2 separate regions of the Homo sapiens genome follow, and region 1 is linked to region 2. A link is a loop called in an ENCODE intact Hi-C map of the cell type or tissue named here. Cell type or tissue: GM12878. All regions are shown on one strand. Links, peaks and the distances in the headings refer to the core of each region. The heading gives the core; the rest is flanking DNA.

Region 1 (2,813 bases), core at 131-2,630, 170 kb after region 2:
GGGTGACAGAGTGAGACTCTGTCTCAAAAAAAAAAAAAAAAAAAAAGAAAGAAAGAAAGAAAAGAAAAGAAGAGGAAGAGACACTCAGAGATCTCAATTTCTGTTTGCACATGCACAAAAGCAAGGCAATGCAAGAACACAGCAAGAGGAAGCTGTCTGCAAGCCAGGAAGAGAGTCCTTACCAAAAATGGAATTGGCTTGAACCCTGATCATGGACTTCTAACCCTGAGAACCATGAGAAAATAAATGTCTGTTGTTGAAGCTTCTGCCCACTCTGAGCCTTTGTTCATCCTTCCTCCTCTGCACTTCAGTCCCTTTCCTGACTCAGGTGCACCAACACTGCTCAAATCTCTAAATGAGCATCACCTCCTCCATCAAAATGTAACCCAGGATCCCCGGATTTGGGGATACTCATTGTCCAAAAAGTACCCAGTTGTAACTGTTGCATTTTGAATTTTTGTTGTTTCAAAAGTTTCAAAAAGAAGCCTAACCCTGGCAAAACCAAAACTGGTTAGCTCCAGAGATGCCTGAATTCGAGTGAACTTTGGGGAATTATCCTCATCACCACACTAAAAAACCCCATCCAGGGAGGAGCTTATTGGCTGTTTTCTATGGATGTGACGTCCATAGAAGCATGCTCGGCAACTGCACCTGTACATATAATGGCTCAGCTAATCAGCCTAATAAATGCCCTGTTTTCACCTTTGTTTGGGGACGCACTGCTTTGGGCACTGTCCCCAATGTCCTCCTTCCTTGTTGCAAGCAATGAAATCCCTGTGTTAAATCTTCCTTGGTTGTGGTCATTGGACTGCCACCCACCTGATGTGTGTACAACAGAAACATTCCTGACTCCTTACATTGAGCTCTGTATGGGTATCAGTAACAGTGGTAGCAACAACTAATATTTATTGAGCACTTACTATAATCAGGCTCTCGGCTATGCTTTTTTATTTTTTATTTTTTTAAGACAGGGTCTCTCTCTGTCGCCCAGGCTGGAGTGCAGTGATGCGATCTTGGCTCACTGCAACCTCCGCCTCTAAGTTCAAATGATTCTCCTGCCTCAGCCTTCCAAGCAGCTGGGACTACAGGCACGTGCCACCACGCCCAGATAACTTTTGTATTTTTACTAGGGACAGGGTTTCACCATGTTGGCCATGACAGTCTCGAGCTCCTGACCTGAAGTGATCTGCCTGCCTCAGCCTCCCAAAGTGCTGAGATTACGGGCATGAGCCACCATGCCTGGCCTCTGCTATGCATTTTATCCCCACTATGTCACCTCATCTTCACATCCACCCTTAGACAGACAGTATTTCTAGCCCCATTTCATAGATGAGGAAACTTAGGTGAAGCATCTTCCCCAACCGAGTAAGTGGCAGGGCCCAGATTCCAACGCTGCTGGTCTGACTGCAGAGCCTGCAACCTTGCCTGCTTTTGCAGCATGCTAACATTCACTACCTGAACTGTCTGCTGCTCTGTCCCCACCATCAGACTTTGAGTCCACAGGACAGGGACCTTGTCTGATTCACCCCTGTATCTCTGCACCTTCAATGCCCCACACAATGTTTGGCACATCTGGGGCCTCACAAAGGCTTGAAGAATGAATGAATTAATAAAGGAATGAATGAATGCCTCTCCTCACACTTGTAGCCACCTGTCACAGTGATCAGGAAATATCCAGTTCCTTTGACTGTGGCTACTCACAAAGAATCTCAGTGTGGGATAATGGAAGTTACAGCATGTGCCGTCTGTCCACACAGACTCCAGTCTCCATGCGTGCATGTCTGAGTGAACAGATAACTCACGCTGAGATTTACTTAGAAGGCATTTAATTCAGCTCACACTTCTGCCGACCAAGCCTATTACTTGCAGAAATCTATTCCATGCATTACCATTTTGATTTCCAGTGCTGAGACAGTGGTGGTTTGGTAGCATCCTTTTTTTATTTTTTCTCCTCTCACCAGTTGAGTTACTGTCTGTGTTTGTGGAATAAATTGCTATACATTGAGTTACCAACACTCTAGAATGGGGAAATATATTCTCAATGCTCTATGGGCAGCTGACAACATTATGGAAATACACAAAGTGTGTGTCAAAGTTTATGTGAATGGTGATGAGTTGTGATGGATGTTGGAAGAATGGGGGGTAGGATGGGGGGTGAATAGCGGTGCCCTCAGAAAAAGTGACACTCTCCATGTACCCTTTTCTTCCCACTGCAGCTGGCCTCAGCTTCTCAGACAGGAGTTTTAAAGGTGGAAAGTTAGGGTCAGACAAACAGGAGGAGCTGGTCACTGGAAAAACAAGTTTGGACAATAAGATAAACAGCCCCCAGAGTCCAGTAAGCATGATGCTGGGGACACTGTAGGTGCTCTACTTGTACTTTTTTATTATTCTTTTTTTTTTCTTTTTGAGGTGGGGGTCTATGGAGTCTTGCTGTATCACCCAGGCTGGAGTGCACTGGTGCAAACTTGGCTTACTGCAGCCTCCACCTCTCAGGTTCAAGCAATTCTCCTGCCTCAGCCTCCCGAGTAGCTGGGATTACAGGCGTGTGCCACCATGCCCAGCTAATTTTTGTATTTTTAGTAGAGACGGGGTTTCACCATGGCGGCCAGGCTGGTCTCAAACTCCTGACCTCAAGTGATCCACCTACCTCATCCTCCAAAAGTGCTGGGATTACAGGCATGAGCCACCGTGCCTGGCCTTTTTATGATTCTTACTGGGTCCTGTGTGCCTTTGCTTCTAAAGGCTGCACCCGCTGAGTGTCTCTGGAAGCCGGCCCTTGGGCACCTTCACAGGCCCCTGGGTGCAGTCCTGAG
Region 2 (2,813 bases), core at 109-2,608:
TGAATAATTAAGCCCTGGGTAATTTATCACAGAGTCACAGGTAAGTAATTCACATGCATTATATTTCTACTGAGCAGCATTGATCTCAAGCTAAAAACAAACAAAAAAAAACAGCAAGCCTCTAGAGCAGACATTCTTAACCGTAGCTGCACATTAGAATCACCTAGAGAACTTTCTTTAAATTACTGCCGCTGGGGAACCACCCCAAACCAACTGAATCAGGAGGACTCCAGGGGGAGAGACCTGGCACTGGTATTTTTTTTAAGTTACCCAGGTGATATTAATGTGCAGCCAGGGTTGGGGTCACGCTCTAAGGAAACACTTCTCAAATGTCACAGTACTTAATTCCACGTATCACCTAGGGCTTTGCCACTCAATGGGTGCAGGCAAATTACCTGGCCGCTTGTTAGAAATGCCAGGTCTAACCAAACAAGCGTACAGAATCAGAGTCTGCACTTTCAATAAGACTCTGGAAAATTTCAATGCACATTGAAGTTTCAGAAGCAGGGATTTAGGGTATCACTTTGAAACTGGACCTCAGAAATCTCACCCTCCAAATTCCTGCTAAGGGTAACCATCCCCAGAATATGTTCTCCCTGAAAGATGTATTAGCTTGAAGTTGTGTGTGAGCTCTCTCCCCAAAGGATTCTGACATAATTAGTGTGGGTGGGGCCCAGCCACAGAGAATTTATGGGGGTTTGTGTGGTTTTTCTTGAGACATGGTCTCACTCTGTCACCCAGGCTGGAGTACAGTGGCACAATCATGGCTCACTGCAGCCTCAACTTCCCGAACTCAACCATCCTCCTGCCTCAACCTCCCCAGTAGTTAGGACCACAGAAGCGTGCCACCATGCCTGGCTGATTTTTCTCTATTTTTTTGTAGAAATGGGGTCTCACTATGTTGCTTAGGCTGCTCTTGAACTCCTGGGCTCAAGTGATCCTCCCACTTTGGCCTCCCAAAGTGCTGGGATTATAGGGATGAGCCACTGTGCCCAGCTTTGTGAACATTTTCCCTGGGTGATTCTAAGCTGCAGAATCACCTAGCTGGGGCCTTGGAAGCCACCATCCTGAGTGAGCATAAGACAGGACTGAGCCCTCCATCAGTCCTTTCTCTGGGTCTCTCATCTCGCCACTACAAGTCTAAGTCAAGAGATTAAACATGAACTCTACAAGCCAACTGTCCCATCTAGGACTTTTCTGAAGAAACAGCCATTTCTTCCAACTCTAGAGAAGAAAAACTTGCCACCTGGGACTTCCCCAGAGCCAATGCACACATCTCAGTAAGGTACTTACCTAAGGGACTTCCTGGAGTACTGTAATTCTAACGTTCATAACCTTGAGTCACATCCTTGAAAATGAATCCCCAACAAGATGCAATATGACTATATAGCAAGATTTAAGTTTTATATTGATTATTGTGCCACTTCCAAACCAAACCCCTTTTCACACAGCTAACAGTGGCCGCAGTTTAAGAATTGTTTTACTTCTTTATTCATTTGTTTTGGGTTTTTTTCTGACATTATTTATCAAACCAAGAATGAAGGACAAAATCCACAGCTACTCAAATTAAAATGAACTAAAAGCCAGTTTTAATTTTCCGACAACCCCATCAACAGTGGTAATGGAGTGTACCCAAGGTGTCTCTCAGCATTTCAAGAGTTTCTCAAAAAAGCAATTTTCAGCAATTTGCAAGTTCCATTCCCCTTTTCTCAACAGCCCCATCTTTTGAGATGCAACCATGAATTAATAGCCTTAAGCATGGCAATACCAAGGGTTAAGATGGGAGACATATTATCACTCTGTCTGTGGGTGAAAATCACCATCCTAAATTTAGTAATAAATAAGAAAGGCTAACTGTAATACAATTTACAGCACTGACTCCTTCAAACTACTTACCATAGTTTGTAACTATTTTATCACTTCTCTATTTGTTTATCATTAGTGTCCTCTCTGATCTATGACCACATCAGGAGCCATGTCGGTCTGGTTCAATATATCTCTCCTACTTAGTGTAGTGTCTGACACATAGTAGGCACCAAAAGAATGTTTGCTGAATGAAGGGTTGAGCGGATAATTTCCCCAGATTCATGCCATGTGCTAATGCTTAGTGCTTTATAAATCCATTGGTGAAAGTTTGTCTACTCAGCTTGACACATCTGTTCATAAGGAGATGATCTATGGTAAATTAGTTCTACTCCAGAGCAGTTTAAATGGGACCCTGAAAATCCTACGCCAACCCTGACATTCTGTTCTTCAGACATTATTATGACTAACTTGAAATATGTGATATAAATGGAGGCTTTTAACCATCATACACAACTCAAGGTCCAAGCAGCCTGAACATAACCACCCAGAGGGATGTGAGTCCACTTTGAGTCAAGTCCAGACTCTCTGGTTGCTAAACCCTGAAAGGGTTTTGTTCTATGTTCTATGTTGTGCTCTGAGCATTGTAACTCTCTCCAGGATCTGCCCAGCCTGCAGGGAGGAACCAGATCTCTTTCCCAAGCAAGGGGGCTTAGAACTCGGCAGGCTTCAAATGTTCTCAACAAAATCTGGGGTGAAAAAGAATCAGTCAAACATGAGCTCAGAATGACAGACTAAAGTATCTTGGTTTCCCTAGGAAGCCATGTCAAATGCAGATCTCAAGGGCAAATAAATAATACAAGGACTAAGGGTCCACTGAGAACTACTGATGCTCTCACCAGATCATCCCCATGATAGGCTATCTTCCTTTCATTGTCCCTGATCCTTCAGCACATATGACCTAGCCCTCTTCTGCTCAGGAAGACAGTATCACATAATCTCAGATACAC

Evidence for each region. Hi-C counts contacts between places; a loop is a spot of excess contacts. Peaks named below come from ENCODE experiments on the same cell type or tissue, not always from the same donor. Only the 100,000 strongest peaks of a DNase experiment are listed, where the experiment ranks them.
Region 1: it touches region 2 in a loop (2.2-fold over the local background); 8 of 110 quality-filtered maps call a loop at or near these places.

Annotation. Positions count from the first base shown.
Region 1 is chr22:35,223,427-35,226,239 of GRCh38, forward strand. The region is part of intron 1 of LINC01399 (long intergenic non-protein coding RNA 1399); the gene reads right to left. Among named protein-coding and RNA genes, the nearest start is that of LINC01399, 6.2 kb to the right of the region's middle. In GM12878, for the core only: no CTCF peak of the experiment used is centred there; no DNase peak of the experiment used is centred there.
Region 2 is chr22:35,052,963-35,055,775 of GRCh38, forward strand. No RefSeq gene overlaps it. Among named protein-coding and RNA genes, the nearest start is that of ISX, 12 kb to the right of the region's middle. In GM12878, for the core only: no CTCF peak of the experiment used is centred there; a DNase peak (open chromatin) is centred at 1,290; H3K27ac peaks cover 2,123 bases.